Linked DNA regions of Homo sapiens: all the other regions are linked to region 1. A link is a loop called in an ENCODE intact Hi-C map of the cell type or tissue named here. Cell type or tissue: B cell. All regions are shown on one strand.

Region 1 (5,000 bases):
AGATTACTAGTATGACAGCTTTCTTAAAGCATTCTCAGGCAGCAATCTTTACTTTGTATTTGTCCTGATCTCACAGCTGGTGGGAGCCAAAAAAATTAGGATGATAACAATCCGTCATATGCATTAGTTGCTCTTCAAAGCGTTTTGTATAAACGAGGAAACAGAGGCACAAAGAGGATATATTTTGGCTTCTGACCACCTTCTTAAACCCATACGAAACTTCGTCTCCTTATAAGCACTTCTTCATTTTCCACTATTTTGCTTACTTTGAACAGCTATGCAAGTAAAGTTCCTTTTTCTAAGTTTCTATGTCAAATGTGATTCTGAAAAATGTGTACTTTCCCGAATTCTTGACTCCTCGTTAAATTTGAGTGTCTTCATCTGCTACTTTGAGTTGTAATACCATTTTACAATAAACTTCTCCCTAGTGAGTGGGTACTTGTTTTTTCCTTTTGGACGAGAAGAGGGAAAAACTATGATTAATACTTCCAGAAATGTATTACAAAGCACTTTACTTTTGGCAATATCTAAATTTAAAATAATACATATTGCTCATTACTGATCCACATACATCATTAGTGCCCAATGTAAGTATATTAAAAATGAAATTCAGGCCAGACACGGTGGCTCACGCCTGTAATCCCAGCACTTCGGGAGGCCGAGGCGGGCGAGTCACCTGAAGTAGGAAGTTCGAGATCAGCCTGACCAACACGGAGAAACCCCGTCTTTACTAAAAATACAAAATTAGCCGTGCATGGAGGCACATGCCTGTAATCCCAGCTACTTGGGAGGCTGAGGCATGAGAATCACTTGAACCCAGGAGGCGGTGGTTGCAGTGAGCCGAGATCGCGCCGCTGCACTCCAGCCTGGGCAACAAGAGCGAAACTCCGACTCAAAAAAAAAAAAAAAAAAAAAAAAAATCAAATTCAGGTAAAAGCAGCTGATTGGCCTGAAAAATAAGTAACAAAAAGCTAAAAAGTAGGCACACACATGAAAGAGAAGATAGAAACACCAATATTGCTTTGAAGGAAAGACATTCATCTTAGCTCATATATAATGTTTCAAAGATGAAAAATGGTCATTATTTTCAATAAAGACACTTTATGTGAATGTCTATTATGCCAACAAACCACAAAAGAAAACATGCTTTCCTTGAATCAGTGTGGTTTGGGGTTTTAATCCCTACCTAAATAAAGAAACAATCTTTTTTTTTTCTGGCCCCAATAGTATAATACAATATAATTATGAAAAGAGTAACAGTTAAGACAGCGTTACAGGCAGGGGCCAGTGGCGCAATGGATAACGCGTCTGACTACGGATCAGAAGATTCTAGGTTCGACTCCTGGCTGGCTCGCTTGTGCTCTCACTTTTTCCTTCTTCAAAGCCGTATTAACAATCCTGTGAATGTCCTTTTCCAGAGTGGTGCTGTTACTTGAACGTGAAAGAGACAAGCGTCGAAAGAGCCAACTTACAGGATTTTGTTTCTACCTTTCATCTCATTCTCAACTGGAGAAAGGAGAAAGGAGAAAAAGACCATTAGAAAGCTTAAAAATCAAAGAAGCTTTAAAAAAATGTTTTTTCACGTATATCTTCTTCATCGGTATTTTTTTCCATTGGGAGAAGTCCACATTCCTGGCGTCTCTGAGGCACAGCTCTTTCCCTGGGCATGACTGTTGTCAAAAAGAAAGGGGACATCTGAAGAAACGTTGAATCATAAAGGCAGGGCTGTGGGGATGCAGGATGCAAGCTGCTCCTTGCATCAGCTGGGCCCCCTACACAGAGCTCAACCCTGAAGTCGGTGGACCCACCTCAGCCTCAACATCGCCCCAATCCACCACTCCCGCCACGGGCCTCTTCTCTGCCTCCCAGGTTCCCACCACTTTTCCTCCGCCCTGAGATCCTAGAGAAATAGAAGACAGGAGAATCGGCAGGGACAGAGATAGACAGACAGACAGACAGACAGATAGACAGATATCCCAGAAGAAGATGAGTGTGGAAGGTGGCAGCTTTGGGGCGGTGTCTGAACAGAAGGACCTCCTTTCTCAGCGACCAGGAAGATGGTGGAGGAGAGAGAGGCTGGGAGGCAACCACAGTCAAGCGGGGGAAAATTCCTCAAACTAAACCAAAAGAGCATCTTAATATGTGGCTCGGTTTCCGAACGTGTAGCTTGGATCTTCGCTCTGCATCTCAGGTGAGTTTACTTTAGTCACTTACCAGTATGCGCTGTCAGGGGCACTGCGGGTAAACGAATGAAACCACAAACCTGGTAGTCCAAATGTGTTGGGCTGTGGCCAAGTTGAACGGAGAACTGGCGATTCTTAAAACACCGCATTCACTTATATACTCTTTAAGCTAAAGGGGAGAAATTTTCCGTGAAAGCCAGTGGCAGCCTCACGTGGTGTGGGCATTTATTTGCCTTGGAAACTGCCTGGGATCAGAAAAAAAGAATGAAGCACAGCCATTGCGAGGAACAAAACCTCGTATCTTGCTGCTATTAGTATCACACTCTCACCAAGTCACTGGCCACGCTGAGCCTGCTTTCCTTTCCCTATCGAAACTCGTTTAAAGCGTCAAAATAATATTGTCTCCCTTTCAATATTGAGAATGAAAAAAATAGAAAAAAGTATATATTGCTTCCTAACGTTTCACTAAAAACTAAACAGGCAAATGTCATATCTCTTCTTAATTCCCCATTCCCTAAAACACACCCACCTAGCTGCCGCACTACTCCAACCCAATTTTCTTCAGTACATTCTTCCTAATGCTTGCATCTTTTTTGTTGTTCTTTGTTTGTTTTGAGACGGAGTTTCGCTCTTGTTGCCCAGGCCCAGGCTGGGGTACTATGGCACGGCCTCAGCTCACCGCAACCTCCGCCTCCCGGGCTCAAGTGATTCTCCTGCCTCAGCCTCCCTAGTAGCTGGGATTACAGGCATGAGCCCAGCTTATTTTGTATTTTTAATAGAGACGGGGTTTCACCATATTGGTCAGGCTGGTCTCCAATTCCCGACCTCAAATGATCACCCCGCCTCGGCCCCCCAAAGTGCTGGGATTACAGATTCGAGCCACCGTGCCCGGCCTGTTCTTTTCATTTTTCACAATAAAGGGAAACGAACGTAAATAGCCTTCTCGCTTGACGAATAAGAGGGCGTCTTAATTTCGGATTCAGAGCACCTGGGATTCGATTCGGAGCACCTGTGATTCGACAGGCTTAAATTAAAAGGCCTCCCTTCAGGTAAGTGAAGGGCCCCACTATGGCATCCAGTGGCCCGTACGGGGATCGAACCCGCGACCTTGGCGTTATTAGCACCACGCTCTAGCCGACTGAGCTAACCGGCCACACGAATGCGCTGCTGTTTTAAAGGAAACCATATATAAATTCGTTGATATTTTTGTTTTTCTAAATAAAACAGAACTTTTTTCTTTCTTACTCCTTTCAAGAGACCTTTGAGACTATATTTACAGACTTTAGCAAGGAAGTCCAAACTATTTTAACTCTGAGCCAGACTAGAAAATTCACGGAGAAATTTTTGACAGAGGATGTGGAAAAAGCGCTGTAATAGGATTTTCAATGGTGAGTGAAGGGAACCTCCTCTTTTTATTTTATTTTTGTTGTTGTTAGACAACAAATTTTTTTTTTTGAACGGCACTGCTCCTTGCGGAGTATGGCTAATTCAAAGGCAGTACGCCCAGAGTCGGCAGCCTTCTCTTTTTAGAGTCATGTCAGTGTACTGGATCGCAAGTTGCAAACTTCCCTTTAGTGACTTGTAACTTAAGGACTTATTATTTTCAGGTTGGTTCAAGACAACGCCGCCGAAAGGAAGGCGAATGGGGTTGAGGGAAAGAGCCGCGCCTTCTCAGTGTCTCTGAAGTCACAAACATAAGCACTGATGTAATCGGCGAAGATATTCAGGGGTGGAAACTGAGGTAGCCCAGCAGTACCGGAATTACATAGTAAATCTGGTATGTTTTTTGAGGGTGGTAGAAAAGGGCTACAGAGGTTTGCAGAAGGGCAAGGTTGTGGTGGCACCCCGCTAGGTATTAAGTCTCATTTAACAGCACTTGCTGTGTGTCACTCAAATTCTAACTTGGGAACCGAAGGATTTCAGCCCGAGTTGGAGAGGCCAGAATAAGTGAGATACGCTCTTTCATCCTTGGTCAGGCTACTGGTTTCATCACCTGGAGACAAGTTGAAAGAAACCTCCTGCAGCGTCAGGAACTATCTCTCTACATGTGCCTGGGGTTTCCTTCGTGTTTTTGGAACTTTCAAGATCACTGACGCCTAATAAACTTTTAACGAATATATTAGCAGTTAAATGAATCAGCAAGTAACGATTTTGTTGATTCTAAAACTGACGCTGGCGCGAGGAAGTGTTGGAATTCCAGTGTTACTCTTAATGTATTCAACGGTTAAAGACCGAAGTACCACCAGGAGCTTCGATGTTTTTCATTCTTCTAGTCCTCAAGAGGTTTTATCCTAGGTGTCAAGAACTGAGGCTTCTACTTGCTCAAAAATCACCTGAAAGTAAACTCTCTGATACAGTTCCTGCAGTAACACATCCTCTTCACCGGTCGCAAGGAATTACATTCTGGCTTTTGAGGATCCCTCTTGCACATTCTGACTGGTGTTTATATACCTCCGAAGTTCACATGTAAAGCCATACCAAGGGAATGAACTTGTCATATATGACATCAACACCGGAAGGATTACCCTTTTTTCTCCTTCAGATAAATGGGAGCTAATCTTCTAACATTCCTGTACTCTGTCCTGAGGCTTGTTGGTAGGCAGAGCTCTTCATGCTGTCCTGACTCTAACAGCACCAGCCTGGGTACTTGCTCTTTCTTTTGTAACGAAAACCAAATACTATTGAAGAAAATCTGCACCTGGGACTAGAGAAATCACATTTTTTGCTAGTAACACCTAAGATTAAAATCTGTTCTTCTACCCCACCCCCACCTTCAATTGTGTTTCCCGGATCCAAAAACCGTATTATTCTTTACTT
Region 2 (5,000 bases), 430 kb after region 1:
CATGTTTCAATTCTGATTTCCAAAGGCAATAACGGGGTGACTTTCATATGCCTTGGCTACTTATTAACCAAGTGCCATGCTGAAATTACTTAAACACTCAATAATACCTGTCCTTAAGGAGTATGGGTACCACAAAGTAGTGGGACATGATAGATGGTGAGTATCTTTTCAGAGAATGAGGTCCAGTGGTCTACTGCAGCAGTTATCAAATTAGGGTAATTTTACCCTTGGGAACACAAGAGGACCTAATTTTAAAAAGTGCAAGATCCGGCCGGGCACGGTGGCTCACGCCTGTAATCCCAGCACTTTGGGAGGCCGAGGCGGGAGGATCACAAGGCCAGGAGTTCGAGATCAGCCTGACGAACATGGTGAAACCTCATCTCTACAAAAAATACAAAAAAAAATTTAACCAGGCGTGGTAGGGCACGCCTGTAATCCCAGCTACTCAGGAGGTTGAGGCAGGAGAATTGCTTGAACCCGAGAGGCGGAAGATGCAGTGAGCCGAGATGGCACCACTGCGCTATCATCAACCACCATATAGATTTTTTTCTAAAATTGATCTGTCTGAGAACACTCCTGATATCAAGGTGTGCATTTTCTCAATGGCCTTTCTTATATTCAAAAACAAAACAAACAACAACAAAAACAAACAAACAAAAAAAACCCCGTGTTTCTCTCACTCTTCTCAGTATGACCAAGGTTCTTTAGCTCAAAGTGCAAAACACTCTGGGCTTCAACACAGGGACGATTGGAAAGACCTGGGTGGGAAGAGTCTTTCCCGGGTAATTGAATTGTTCTAATTGCTAATTAACTATCCTTTAGCAAGTCAGGAAGTTTCCAATTATTTGGTTTAAACAAATTAAGGGAGAATCTAGTCAAGTTCTCAACTAGCATAGAGTGTAAAATGTAATTATTTATTGTGGGTTACTATGTGATTTTTGGCAAATAACTTACTGTTAAATAATTCTGAGACATTTGTGTAACAAAATCTGATCTATTTTCATTTATTTGTATACTAAAATGCATTTTCTCAGTAGTTATAAATTGGGCATAAAACTAATATTGAAATGACTTATCATGGCAATGTGTACATTTATTTATCAACAATTACACGAACTAATTATAAAAGCCCAATTGTGTAATTTCGATAAATATCCAATTACTTTCACCTTTATACTCACTGATTAGTTTCCAAATTCATAATATTTTTATTGTTATGCTTGATTGTATATAAGTAATAATTTTAATGATAATTCAATGCAGAGGAACTCATAAAAATGAAAGCCGGCCAGGCGCAGTGGCTCACGCCTGTAATCCCAGCACTTTGGGAGGCTGAGGCGGGTGGATCACGAGGTCAGGAGTTCGAGACCAACCTGACCAACATGGTGAAACCCTGTCTCTATTAAAAATACAAAAATTAGTCGGGCATGGTGGCGCGCACCTTTAATCCCAACTACTCAGGAGGCTGAGGCAGGAGAATCGCTTGAACCCGGGAGGCAGAGGTTGCAGTGGGCTGAGATCGCGTCATTGGACTCCAGCCTGGACGACAGAGCGAGACTCTGTCTAAAAAAAAAAAAAAAAAAAAGCCTGCGCCATCCCCCAAATTGATTGTAATGTACATATATATTTTTGTTGTTGTTGCAGGTAAGTAGGCTATGGAAAACTTAAAATAATTTTAAGCATAAAACTATTACATTATTCAAAATTTATGATCTTCAACGTATTCAAGAATGATGCAACACTTTAATTTTTAAAAATGTCAATAATTATAATACAAAGAAAAACATCTGCTTAATCTTAAGATACATATTAATTTGTCAAAAATGTGTATGGGGGGACATAGTTTTAAAAAATTGGGGAGGACGGTGGGTAACAATATTTTGAAGCCTAAGGGCCCAACTTGGCTAACGACTAAGCTCTGTTAAATCTTCAGTTTTTATCTTGTGTCTATTGGAAACAGCCTCCAAATCCAAAGAGGGCCACTCAGACCAGATATTACAACACGGCCTCCCTCGAATTCTTGGGTTTTCCTAGATATTCAGCAGGGTCATGGAGGCTAGCGTTATCGTCTTTGTCCTCAAAATAGAAATCCGAGAAACCTCCAAGTGGCCCGAAAATTTAGAGCACTCGCTCGTGGATACCATTGTCACTCCAGAAATGGTCTGAATTCCTCTTTCCTCTCGAAATTTATTTGCTGGGCACCAAACTAGAGCCGGACACCAAACTAGAGCTGAGCCAGACTTAATTCCTGGGAAATCGTCCAGGAAAAAGAGCTGCCTGTTCGGGATCGTTGCTAGGGCTCTAGGACGCAGACTTGTCTATTTCAACACATGCATACCTGAACCAGCTCAACCCTGTTTGCATCGCCAGTGTGTTCCCTGTCTGAAAAGAACTGGGTGCTGACCTTGTTGAACTTGAGCACCCTTAGGCTGCCCGAGGCGCAGCGAATGTGTACCAGGAACCGTAGCCGCGCCCGGACAGGAAGAGGCGCCGAAGCCCGGCTGAGTGGAAGTCCTTAGTCTTCCAACAGCCATAGCGGCGGGAACTGGGAGAGAAAAGGTATGCACAAAGTCCTTTGTTGGAGAACGGAGACCTCCGAGCTGTTATTAAAGGACAGCTTTCTCCACCATCTTCCCATTCCACCACCAATGAGGAGGTAAATTGATTTCTGTTGAAAATATTGTTTTTTGGGGGGAAGACGTTGAGACTCCTGATGACATTTGCCTGCCGCCTAGAGGATCCTCGTGCTCCACTTCGAAGAATTGAAGTCTTGATAATCAGCAGAAATGACCTCTGCACACCTTTTCCCCATTCATTGAACTATTGAGCAGCTTACCATGCTGTGCGGGCACCCGAGGTACCAGGAGAATGAAGAGCAAGACAGCACAAAGAGTAACACAAGCAGTTAATTATAATAACGCGTAGTGGAGCAACAGACATACCACCGGGCGTTTTGAGGGGGCCAGAGAGAAGGAGTAACTCTCCAGTCCTTATGAACCCGCGAGGCATAGCTGCCGGAGATTTTCTTCCTTCCATTATGGAGCGGATTCCTCATGCCGCGATCCAAATCCACCAGCCATTCCGCGTGGTGAGTCAATTTCATAAGCAAACCATTTGGATGGAAAACTCAGAACGACCAGCTTCTGCTCCCAGATCGTCCCCCGGGTCTCTGGACCCCTCCCAAGGTCAAAAGGAAGGAAGCCCCTCTCGTGAATGGTTCTCTGTAGTATTTTCTCCGGGCGGAATAGGTGAGTTTGAGAAAATCTCATTTCCCACGGGAGAGGCGAAGTTCCTTTCTGCTGGAGGTAGAGTTTTTGGCCTTGTCCTTGTTTTTGTTTTTGTTTTCCTTCTTCCCTGCGGGAGTGCAGGAAGGGAAAATGCAAAACACCAACAGAAGTTTGAAGAAACAATATTACGTAGTCGCAATTAAAATTATTTTAAAAGACATCCCTTTGAGGAGAGGAAAAGAATTTCCTTTAGTGTTAAAGAAACACAAAAACAACAAACATTTTGCTTTTTTAAAATTGAAAGAACAACTGTTTTCCGGGTGGCCGGTTAGCTCAGTTGGTTAGAGCGTGGTGCTAATAACGCCAAGGTCGCGGGTTCGATCCCCGTACGGGCCACGAGGGTTCTCACCTTCTCTCTCCGATTTTGCCGCAGTCACTTCACATCCAGCTATACATCGGAAATAACAGCTTCTTCAATTTAAAGTCGGAATTAAATGATGCCATTTCTTCTTCAGCAGTCACACCTACCCATTTCAGTCTTGCACTCCTCTAAAGGAGCTTGGGAAAGAAAAAAGAAAATCTTATGGAACAAGTGACATGACGCCCTAAGACAGAAATTTTAGTGAAGAAAATGAGGGTGTTAGAGAGGGGGGTAGCACTGGGGTTGGATGTGTGTCTGATGCCCGCTGTCCATCCGAACTCCATGTTTTTTTGGTCCCTTTCTCAGGATCCAGCCTATGGAGTCTGCTTGTGCCTGTCACGTGCTTCCTCTACCTGATGGTCTGCTCACCCCTGGAGCTATCTTTGGACACTGTTGAAATTGATATTTTTTATTAAGATAATCACAATGGGAAACAATGCATACATATTTTGCTTTCCTTTTTTTCATATTAAATTCTCAGTCTGTTCTCATCAGAATTTTCGTCTTTGAGGACATAATTTTTTTCTTTTTTCTTCCAGATCACCAGGTCTCAGAATGGCTCTGAAGACAGAGTAGGCATTCGGTAAATATTTGTGGAGTGACTGTTGAAGACTCGCCATTAGAGTGTGTTTTCAAACATTGGGATTTTGTTTGCCCAGTCTGACTGATAAACATATATAAAGGAGCAAAAGCCTGCCAAGGTCTACATTTACAGCAAAACAAAGTGGTTGTAAAGATTATATCATTTTATAGAATACACAGAATTACAGATGTGAAAAATAAATGGTAAAAATAATCCCAGCAAGAAACGAAACTTAGACATTTCAGATCTGACAAAGGGTCATTTTCAAAGGATGACGAAACCACCGCTCAATACTTTAAAAAGACAAAATCAAAGCTCATTCGAGGGAGAGCTATATTGTAAAACACAGTCCCTGAAAACAGAACAGATGGCTGATCTTTTTTTCATTAGGTTGATATAATCTATGGGAGCATGGTTACTTGTCAGAGACTGCCATTGTTTGGTCGGCACTCATAGGTATGTTTATTGGAGTGAGTCCATCCCTGATCAGCTCACTTTCCGAAGCCAGGAGCAGACACTGATTGGTTTTCAAAAGTGTGTTCACAGAAGCGATTGTTACTGACAGATTGAACTGATTGAAAACCAGTTCTGGGCCGGACGCGGTGGCTCACGCCTGTAATCCCAGCACTTTGGAAGGCCGAGGTGGGCGGATCACCTGAGGTAGGGAGTTCAAGACCAGCCTGACCAACATGGAGAAACCTCGCCTCTACTAAAAATACAAAATAGCCGGGCGTGGTGGCGCATGCCTGTAATCCCAGCTACTAGGGAG
Region 3 (5,000 bases), 1.3 Mb after region 1:
TATAGCAGTGGACCACTTTTTGGAATATCTTTTCCTAAGAGTTCAAAGCGGCCCCTGCACTATTTGCGGAGATCGTCTGTATGTAAATTCGGGGTCCCCAGACAAACCCCGCTGACTTTAGAAAACTCCGATCTCTGGTTACCCAAGGCAGGTTCTTTAACCAGCCAAACAAAGCACAGTGCCAGAATAACCCACTTACTCCTGATGACAGGATTTCTTGTTCTTTTTAGGGTCAGTTTCAGGTCCAGCGATCTGATTTTGAAGAATTATCGGGGTGTGAAATCAACTCTCTCATCAGCTGAGAACGGAGGCTACAGGGAGGCGCCGTTATCTCTCAGAAAAGATGCAGCACAAACAACCTGCCAGCCCCCGCGTGAATTCGTTAACGGAAACACTGGTTGTGACCTGCAGTGAACTTTGGAAACGAATTTAAAACTCACCTTGATCAGAGTTCCTTAATGAGGAGTTGGGAGAGGAAGGATCCTCATTATTCCCTCTTCGCTACCTCCTCTCTACAACCCCATTCCAAAGCGACTGACCTTCAACAGAATGTATTTCTATAAAGATAAAAACAACGAAACTCCCAAGACGTCTATATTTGGAATATACAGGGAAAACTAGGTAAGAAACGGAATGAAATATAAACAAGAACAGGTGAAAATGAAGCAATTCAGAGGCAGAGAAAATCAGTGATTGGGCGGACAGCAATTTTACCGAGAGGGAAGCAGCTAGGCACTATTTTGTATCTGTTAATAGCTGCCTGGTCTTCACCAGTACCGAAATTATTTTCATGAATCAGATTGACAGGTAAATAAAACGTAGGTGTCCCGGAGACCTCGTGGCGCAACGGTAGCGCGTCTGACTCCAGATCAGAAGGTTGCGTGTTCAAATCACGTCGGGGTCAACAGTTTTTAGCTCGCTGGCTCAGATAACTGTATGGCGGGGAGTACATTACATATTACAGGGGGAAAAAAGTTGCTTTTCCTGCTTCTCTTAGGCACTTGTATACTCAGTTACTTTAGCCTCCTCAAAACTACCCCCTTCTCTTTTTTTAGTAGGAAGATATATACAGGAATATGTTATGGTATTTTGGGGCTTATTTCCGGGTTTATAGAGACGTTTTCACTCTTTTATTGCAAACATTCTGAATTATACTCTTCAGCAACTCATCCCTATTGTTAAACCCTCCTGGACTTCTCTCCATACTCACTCCCACGCCCGCGGCCTTATCTTTTCATCCATGTCTGTCTCTCCAACCTTCAGAAGCTTAGCAGATCTTCGCAGAGACGTAGTCTGGTTTGAGTGGATGACCTAAGCTTACCTGCTTCATATTTGGATCAGCTGTTCCAGGCTAAAGCGATTCCATTGAACTTCCCTGGATCTCTGCGATTTCCTCAACCCTCCCTGCAAATCACGGAAGAAGTCACTTGATTTCCAGAGGCAGAAAACCTGAATGCAGTTACTTTCTCAAATTCATACAGGGAATGAACCATTACATCAGAGAAGGCTAGCTATTCCGTGAACCCCCTTATAGTATTATCTGAAAATGTGCATGAATGTGCCGTTTTTTTCCCCACATGTGGCTCAAGACCCCCTACAGATTATGAATTAGCAAATTACAACATGGAAAAAAGGAAAAGTACGTTTATTTCTTCAGAAGTGTTTAAATTTTTATAACTTACAATGACTTTAAAACATGACATTTGAAATATTAGCAGATTTTCTCTTATGTATTTACTGTACACATTCACACAATACACAGTGACAAACATTACATCGGAGAAGTGTACCTAAAATAACCTTTTTCCTATTTCTTATTAACTCTTTTCTTAGTAGTAGTCTAAGCCTATGGCCATATTACGAACAGATTACTGCTCTGGAAAAAAAAAAAAGAGAGAAGACATAATTTTGAGATTTGGAAACTTGACACGCTAGAAAAAAGGTGACTATTAACTCTGGGACCTGTGACTCGCGTAGCAGAGTGGCGCAGCGGAAGCGTGCTGGGCCCATAACCCAGAGGTCGATGGATCGAAACCATCCTCTGCTAGGGAGCGTTTTGTGGATTTGTTTTTCCCCCTTCCAAAAATAGATCTACCTCATAGGAGGAGGAAATTGGTATAATTGTCATGGACACCGTAAGGGAACTTATTTTGATTTGCACCTCTCTCAGAGATCTATATCTCTGGTTGCAATACATTACTATCCTAATTAGATTAAAAATAACAAAAGCAGTAGTTTTAGCTTTGATTGTTTGAACAGTTAATAGATACCATGCACTATTCCAAGTTCTGAATCATTTATTCCTCGCAATTCTACGAAGTAAATACTTGCTATTACTCTTACTTTACAAATGAGACAAATTGGGGTTTGTCTGCAAGTTGGGGTTTGCAGAGGTTAACTAACTTGCCCAAAGTCATGCAGCTAGTAAATGGTAGAGCAAAGATAAAACTCTAAACCGCCGTTCTGCATAATTACAAACACTAATATTTACAGCAAACTTCAAAAGTTATTTCAGCTATTCCTTCCGAGTTTTATTAGTAGGACATGAACTCACCTAGTATTATTAAATCCCTAGTAAAATGAGAGGTACCATATGTGACATATAGTAACATGTCCAGATTTGAGCAGGCTGTAGGTGACACTTTTTTTCCTGTTCTTATTTTTCTGTTTACTCAAACTAATACAGATGCATAAGGAGACATGTTTAAAGTAGGATGAAATCTACAGACTGTGCAAAGCTTTTGAACTTTTGGAGAAATGTTTAGACAACTGACGAAATGCTTGGGGTTGAATTAATGAAAAGTGTCTAGAAGCTTAAGCAGTAAAACAACAAGAAAAGACAGTTATGTACTAATGCCGGGGAAAAATAAAAATTGCAAGGAAAGGAAAACTTAACAATGTATTTCTTTGCCCACTTGTTGAATTATGTTTATAAAGTTGTCATATTTTAAGCTACAAATATTAAAGTATCATGTATTGTGCTATAACCATATGAGAAGACTTAGAAAGGGAGCATGTGTGTGTCGGGGGTCCTGGGGTGTGAAGAAGAAAGTGAACCAGTTACTCCTCTTATATAAAGTCAACAGAAGGTCCATACAAACATATTATTTAGAGATATGTAGGTAAATAATTTTAAAATAAGCTATTTAAATGTTTAAAAAGTAGGCTTAACCACTCAGCCACGACTATAGGTGCCAAAAGTTTTCTTAAACGTCGTACATGTTATTATATGTCACATATTGTACCTCTCGCTTTACCAGGAATTTAATAGCTGAGTTCACGTCCTGCCAACAAAACTTAGAAGGAATCAACAAACTTCAAGTTCAGGCGCATATGTGGTAAGCTGAGAATGTTCTTTGGGTGTTTTCTATAATGCAAATCAGGAATATGTTTCAATAACTTTAAAAATTGCTAGAGGACAGGGAGCAGAGAAGAGACTTGATTTTTGTTTCAAGTGATTCTTGAAATTATGAGTATGCGAAAAGGATAGAAAAGAAACCAAAATTGTTTGCTATCTAGAAATTTTCTGTTTGTGAATTCTCAATCGTAACTCTCACAGAATGACACAAGGTTTTCCCAAACGGACGTGGTGGCTCACGCCTGTAATCTAGCACTTTGGGAGGGCGAGGCGGGCTGATCACTTGAGATCAGGAGTTCCAGACCAGCCTGGCCAACATGGCGAAACCTCCTCTCTATTAAAAATACAAAAATAATTAGCTGGGTGTCGTGGCACATGCCTGTAATCCCAGCTACTCTGGAGGCTGAGGCTAGGAGAATCGCTTGAACTCAGGAAGCAGAGGTTGCGGTGAGCTGAGATCGCGCCACTGCTCTGCAGCCTGGGCGACACAGTGATACATCTCAAAAAAAGAAAAAAAAATTCCCCTGTATTAAGTTTTATCAAGCAATGTGAAAATTGGTCAGTTCTGAAACTTATCAATTTAGTGATGTGATTTAAAAAAAAAAAACTCTTATGTATGTAAAACAATAGTGAACTGAAGCTGGAGTCTATATTATAAAAATTTTTGTCATCTTGTGTAATTCTTTTAAAAATTAAAATGATAAAATACATAAAATGTATATGAGTGCCCAGGGAAGGGGCATTTATGTAAACCTCAAAGTTTCCACTAAAGTCGAACGAGCCAGCCAGGAGTCGAACCTGGAATCTTCTGATCCGTAGTCAGACGCGTTATCCATTGCGCCACTGGCCCTCTGACGAACGAAGACAGGCGTTATACCTATAGAAAAAAACGTTTTGGGATTACCGCGTCCTCCTATACATGAATATATGAAATTTTATTTCTTTCTGATCATAAGGATTTTGAACCCAAAACCCTCCAATTAAAACAAAATATAGTTTTATTTGTTCCTTTGACTTGTTTTACTCATGAAGTATGATTCCTTCGTGGGTAATGAGAAATCCATCCTTGTGCACAATGATTCCTTCCTGAACAATGAAATATCCATTATGATGTAACTTGTAAAAGATCAGAGATAAGGTTTACTTTGGGCAATGAGAAATCCATTTTGAGGACCTCTGAGACATAAATTGAAATTGTCCTGCCCTGAATCCCCAAGAAATCCATTTTGATGTTAACTTGTAAAAGATCGAAAGCCTTTTTACACGTGAAATATCGATCGGTCGGATGAAACCTGCTTGAAGATGCAAAAACCCACTGCCGTAGTCGGCAGGATTCGAACCTGCGCGGGGAGACCCCAATGGATTTCTAGTCCATCGCCTTAACCACTCGGCCACGACTACAGATACCAAAAACCTTATTAAATGTCTTACATGTTTCCATACATCACATATTGTACTCCTTTTATTAGGGATTTAATAATAGCTGAATTCGTATCTTAAGAATAAAACTTGGAAGCAATCAACAAACTTCAAATTCAGGCACATACATGATACGCTAAGAATGTTCTTTGGGTCTTTTTTATAATGCAAATCAGGAATATGTTTCAACAACTTTTACAATTCTCATATTTTTGCCTAGTAA
Region 4 (5,000 bases), 120 kb after region 1:
AAAAAGAAAGAAAAGAAAAAGAGAGAGAAAGAAAGAGAGACATTTATTTCACATATTGACACAAGAAAGATGAACCCTCGAAATGTAGATCCAAGGACTTTGATGTCGTTGAATGTTTTCCTTAAGTAGTCCTTGGTTTGATCAACTGTCTTGTTCAGTAACTTTCACAATCATATGCTTTTTGAATTTGTTAGTTACTGAAATAATTCCTCTAATGAGCATGTTACCTCTAATGAGCATTTAGAGGTTTGTAGAATTCATGAAGCCTTCTTTGTCCTTCTCACCTGAGAATATTTAATAGAACTTTAAACATTATTTTGCATATATATTTTGATTAAAAATTCTTATAAACTTTTTATTCATAACAAAAGATTGCGACTTTCAAATAATTTTTCAGAAACCCTCATGACAGAGGCCTGCTCCAAAAATAGTCCTAAAGGGACAGGCAGAAAATAAATAAATATTTATTTATGTATTTATTTTTGAGAAGGAATTTTACTCTAGTTGCCCAGGCTGAAGTGGCTGGAGTGCAATGGCTCAGTCTCGGCTCACTGCAATCTCCGCCTCCCGAGTTCAAGTAATCCTCCTGTCTCAGCCTCCGGAGTAGCTGGGATTACAGGCATATGCCACCACGCCCAGCTAATTTTTGTATTTTTAGTAGAGACAGGGTTTCATCATATTGGTCAGGCTGGTCTGGAACTCCTAACCTCAGGTGATCTATCCGCCTCGGCCTCCCAAAGTGCTGGGATTACAGGTGTGAGCCACCGCGCCCAGCTGAAAATAAAGATTTAAAATACATTATACAATCTTTTAAAGCAAATGACTGCACGTTTTCCAAAGATGGCCAATAAAAAACACATTAGTAATGCTCTTGTTCGATATAAACATCTATATATAGAAAGTAAGTGTGATGCATTCTTACTTTCCATGACCACATTTATTCTGTTTATCAGTCATGACATAATTAACTTTCTCTAGGTACAGATAAAAGGAAATTATTTGATTTTGAAAAAGATTCAGTTTTCTGGAAAAAAACTTTCTCCGTGATATATGAATTAAATAGAATGCTATGTAAAAGGCACTTTGTTACTTCCGGTTAAATATAATATATTAAAACCAAACAATTAGCTTTCTCAAGATGCATCAAATTCATTTTGTCGATTAACATTTTTCTGACCATAAAGTGGGATCTGTACATCTATGCATCTTGGGATCTGGCATCCACATTTAGAGTTCTTTGTTTTTTGGTTTTTTGTTTTTGTTTTTTTCATTTCATTTCATTTCTATAGAGCATCTGGACATTCTGCTAAAGGAACTGGCGAGTTACAAACGTAAAAAGGAGAACTGGACATGTGCTTTATTGGTTAAATTGGTTTGATCAACCATTGCATTGTTCAGAAAATTAAACCAAGTGTTCAATTTTTTAGAAAGTAACTAGGGTCTGTTAGGATCTAGGATTTTCCAGGAAAAGAACTCACGGGCCGGCTTTACTTGCAAATTTCTTCTTAACCCGTCTGGAAAGTGAGAGCGCGTTGTCATTTGCAAAACAATTTCCCAAACACAATGAGATAAATATTTTAGGTTTACATTTAGGGGCTTAGGGACACCAAGTGAGAAGATCCAGAGGTTTTCTGTATCGTTTTTCTCTCCCTCAGCTTAGCTGAGGGAGCATTTCCTTTTCTGAAATCCATTAAGCAACAGTGTCATTCAGTGAGGAGAGGTTGGTCTCCTGGAAGTTCTAGCAGAAGGTCCCATCGTCTAGCAAAAGGTCCCAGGTTTAAAACTAGGATTAAGGCCGGGCTCCACCTCCGTGGTGAGTAAATTTGTTTTCAGTTTCGAGGACTCCAGCAACCAGCACAGAGCCAAACTTGCCCCCAGGGGAGCTGGTTTCTGAATTGACCCGGTTTGTTCAAAATAAAGATGCTCCTGTGGTGGATACACTTATCTTAGTGCTTCCGAAGTTCTGTCATGTCTGTAGTTGTGCTGTCATGTCTGTAGTCATGCTGTCATGTCTGTAGTCGTGGCCGAGTGGTTAAGGTGATGGACTAGAAACCCATTGGGGTCTCCCCGCGCAGGTTCGAATCCTGCCGACTACGTTTGAAATTTTACCCTAAAATGGGGTCAGGTTAATATAATACGGAAAATACAGGAGAACTTGTATCATCTTTCACCCCTCTGGTTAATGTAAAGCGGAACGAACAGGAGCACTTATATCATCGTTAGCCCCTCTCTAATTCTGCCCTGGCGGTGTATGTGTTTGCTGTCAAAATGTCGCTGAGCTGCCCGAAGTAAATAAGCTAGTAACCACAGTAATCCTCCTTCACTGGCAACGTGCAGTGCTCCAGGGTCTCACCGGGTTTTCTCTCCTCCAAACCCTGCTCAAAATAAACTCTTTCAAGAGCTCGGTGAAAGTGTTTCTCACAGAAACCATGGAGAAGGTACAGTCTATGCCACAAATGGGAGCTATCTGTATTTTTAAAAAGTATTAAGTAAAATTGACTTTTAAAAAGCACTTACATGTATATACACATACCCATTACCATATCAGGATACACACCAGTTCTATCAGTCCATAAGCCTCCCTAGCACTGTTCCTTTATAGTCTCATCCTAATCCCACACATAGCAGCTGACAATCATAAATACTCTTTCCATTTGTATATTTTGGCCTTTTGGAAAATGTAGAAATGGAATCATACAGTATGTAACTTTTTGAGATCAGCTTCTTTTGCTTAGCATAATGCCTTAAGATTTACCCAAGTTGGCTGGGAGCGGTGGCTCACGCCTGTAATCCCAGCACCTTGGGAGGCCGAGGAGGACGGATCACGAGGTCAGGAGATCGAGACCATCCTGGCTAACACGATGAAACCCTGTCTCTACTAAAAATACAAAAAATTAGCCGGGCGTGGTGGCGGGCGCCTGTAGTCCCAGCTACTCGGAAGGCTGAGCCAGGAAAATGGCGCGAACCCGGGAGGCGGAGCTTGCAGTGAGCCTAAATCGCGCTGCTGCACTCCAACCTGGGCTACAGAGCAAGACACCGTCTCAAAAAAAAGAAATAAATGAAGATTTTCCCAAGTTGTTACAAATATCAAAATTTCATTCCTTTTTGCTCTTGAATAGAATTCCATTGCACGGATGTACCACAGTTTATCCACTCATTGAAGGACATTTGTGTTGTGTGACATTTGTTTCCAGTTTGGGGCAATTGTGAAAAAAAAAGTTGCATTTCATAATGGCTAATGATGTCAAACATTTTTTGTGTGCTTATTTGCCATCCTTATACTCTGTTTGGTAAAGTGTTTATGCCTTTACCCAATTTTTATTGGGTTGTTTTCTTATTGCTGAGTTTTAAGGATTCTTTATATATTCTAGATAAAATTTCTCTATCAGATACATGACTTACAAATATTTTCTGCCAGTCTTTATTTTTTTCAATGTCTTAACAGTTTCTTTTGCAGAGCAAATGTGTTAAAAGTTGATTAAGTCCAATGTATTTTTTTTTCTTTTTTGGAAAGTGCCATATCTAAGAACTCATCACCCAACTCAAGGTCATGTGGATATTCTGTTATGTTTTCTTTTAACAGTTTTATAGTTTTATGTTTACATTTGCATATATGATCAATTTTTTAGTTAATTTTTGTATAAATTGTTAGATTTATGTTAGGATATCTTTTCTTTCTTCCTTCCACTTTTCCTTCACTTCTTTCTTCCACGCCTTCCTTACTTTTTTTCCTTCCTTTCTTTCTCTCCTTTTCTCTCCTTTCTTTCTTTCCTTTGCATATGGATAGCCCATTGTCCCAATATTATTTGTTGAACAATTTTAATTTCTTCATTTATTTTATTTGCACCTTTGTCAAAAATCAATTCGCCATATTTGTGTAAATTTATTTCTGGAATCTCTGTTCTGATCAATTGATCTACATGTTTATATTTCTGCCAATACTTTACTATCTTGATTACTGAAGTTGGTATTAAATCTGAAAATCAGGTAATGTGATTATTCACTGCATTTTTTCAAAATTGATTTAGCTATTCTAATTCTTTCATCTATCCATATAAAGTTTAGAATCAGCTTTTCTCTATCTCCAAAAAATTCTACTGGAATTTTGATAGCAATTGCATTACATCTATACTCAATTTGGGGAGAACATATAGGATAATTCTGGTGTTCTTTTTCCATCCTTACACTCTTTTGTTTACTCTTTTATTATCAGAGTCTTCAAATAGTTATTTCATGCATTCTGCCCATAACTTATAGTTGTGTTTGATAGGAGAAAAAATGTAAAACACACTTCATCTCACCTGGAAATAGTAACTTGGGGTACTATCTTTTTATGATAATGAAACAAGATCTCCTAGAAATAAAGAATAAAGTAGCAGGGGAAAAGAAAAACATTTAATGAAAAATTTGGAAGTTACAGTTTAGAACTACTTCAAAAACAGTAGGAAAACATCAAAGATGGAAAATAGTAGTGGAAAGAAAATTGAACAACCCATTCCAGAGATTCAATATCATCTCATTACTGGGAGTTCCAGCAAGACAAAGGAAAAATGGAGGATAATTTTACCAAGAAATATAAGAAAAATTCTCAGAACTGAAGGACTTGAAGATCTAGACGGGAAGGATTGCCCTTTATGACTAACGCTTTTAGCATCAAGTCTAGAAAATATTTCCTTGGGTCAAAGTCATAAAGATATTCCCCGATGTTGTATTCTACAAGCTTTGTTTGCTTACTTTTATATTCAGATCTACAGTCAATCTGGAAATGGCTTAGAGGATAATGTGAAAGAGGTAAATTTAATTTTTTTCCTTGTAGATAATTATCTGATCACTTTTTTTTTCTTTTAGATATTCACCATTTATTCAAAGACTGGATTCTACGTCGTGGTATTGTCTATCTTTGGGCAATGTCATGTTTTTAAAAATTATGTTACCTTTCTATCTTTCTGTTTGGTAAAGTAAGTCTGCTAACTTTGCTTTCCTTTTTCAAGATGAGTTAG

Evidence for each region. Peaks named below come from ENCODE experiments on the same cell type or tissue, not always from the same donor. Only the 100,000 strongest peaks of a DNase experiment are listed, where the experiment ranks them.
Region 2: it touches region 1 in a loop (4-fold over the local background); 4 of 110 quality-filtered maps call a loop at or near these places.
Region 3: it touches region 1 in a loop (13-fold over the local background); 3 of 110 quality-filtered maps call a loop at or near these places.
Region 4: a loop joins it to region 1, with 4 times the contacts of the local background. A loop is called at or near these places in 11 of 110 quality-filtered maps.

The regions. Positions count from the first base shown.
Region 1 is chr6:27,666,919-27,671,918 of GRCh38, reverse strand. TRI-AAT8-1 (tRNA-Ile (anticodon AAT) 8-1) reads right to left here and starts at 3,336; the gene lies at 3,263-3,336. It overlaps TRR-ACG2-4 (tRNA-Arg (anticodon ACG) 2-4), which reads left to right and starts at 1,282; the gene lies at 1,282-1,354. It overlaps LOC124901292 (a long non-coding RNA gene), which reads left to right and starts at 3,346. Exons shown (of 2, transcript XR_007059535.1): 1 at 3,346-3,571; 2 at 3,791-4,947. RefSeq lists silencers at 1,972-2,021, 1,855-2,149, 3,182-3,371, 3,118-3,400 and a cis regulatory region at 2,960-3,478. In B cell, no CTCF peak of the experiment used is centred here; DNase peaks (open chromatin) are centred at 2,168, 2,828, 3,228, 3,938 and 4 weaker places; H3K27me3 peaks cover 4,871 bases.
Region 2 is chr6:27,236,194-27,241,193 of GRCh38, reverse strand. TRI-AAT5-3 (tRNA-Ile (anticodon AAT) 5-3) reads left to right here and starts at 3,550; the gene lies at 3,550-3,623. RefSeq lists enhancers at 2,484-2,773, 2,437-2,937, 3,774-3,853. In B cell, no CTCF peak of the experiment used is centred here; DNase peaks (open chromatin) are centred at 2,423, 2,773 and 3,593; H3K27me3 peaks cover 3,522 bases.
Region 3 is chr6:26,327,348-26,332,347 of GRCh38, reverse strand. TRS-AGA2-1 (tRNA-Ser (anticodon AGA) 2-1) reads right to left here and starts at 4,759; the gene lies at 4,678-4,759. It overlaps TRR-ACG1-1 (tRNA-Arg (anticodon ACG) 1-1), which reads right to left and starts at 4,208; the gene lies at 4,136-4,208. It overlaps TRX-CAT1-4 (tRNA-iMet (anticodon CAT) 1-4), which reads left to right and starts at 1,976; the gene lies at 1,976-2,047. It overlaps TRW-CCA3-2 (tRNA-Trp (anticodon CCA) 3-2), which reads left to right and starts at 833; the gene lies at 833-904. It also overlaps LOC101928743 and LOC124901288. RefSeq lists a silencer at 295-476. In B cell, no CTCF peak of the experiment used is centred here; DNase peaks (open chromatin) are centred at 577, 1,997, 4,197, 4,767 and 5 weaker places; H3K27me3 peaks cover 3,274 bases.
Region 4 is chr6:27,550,509-27,555,508 of GRCh38, reverse strand. It overlaps TRS-AGA4-1 (tRNA-Ser (anticodon AGA) 4-1), which reads left to right and starts at 2,015; the gene lies at 2,015-2,096. In B cell, no CTCF peak of the experiment used is centred here; DNase peaks (open chromatin) are centred at 2,044 and 2,128; H3K27me3 peaks cover 3,032 bases.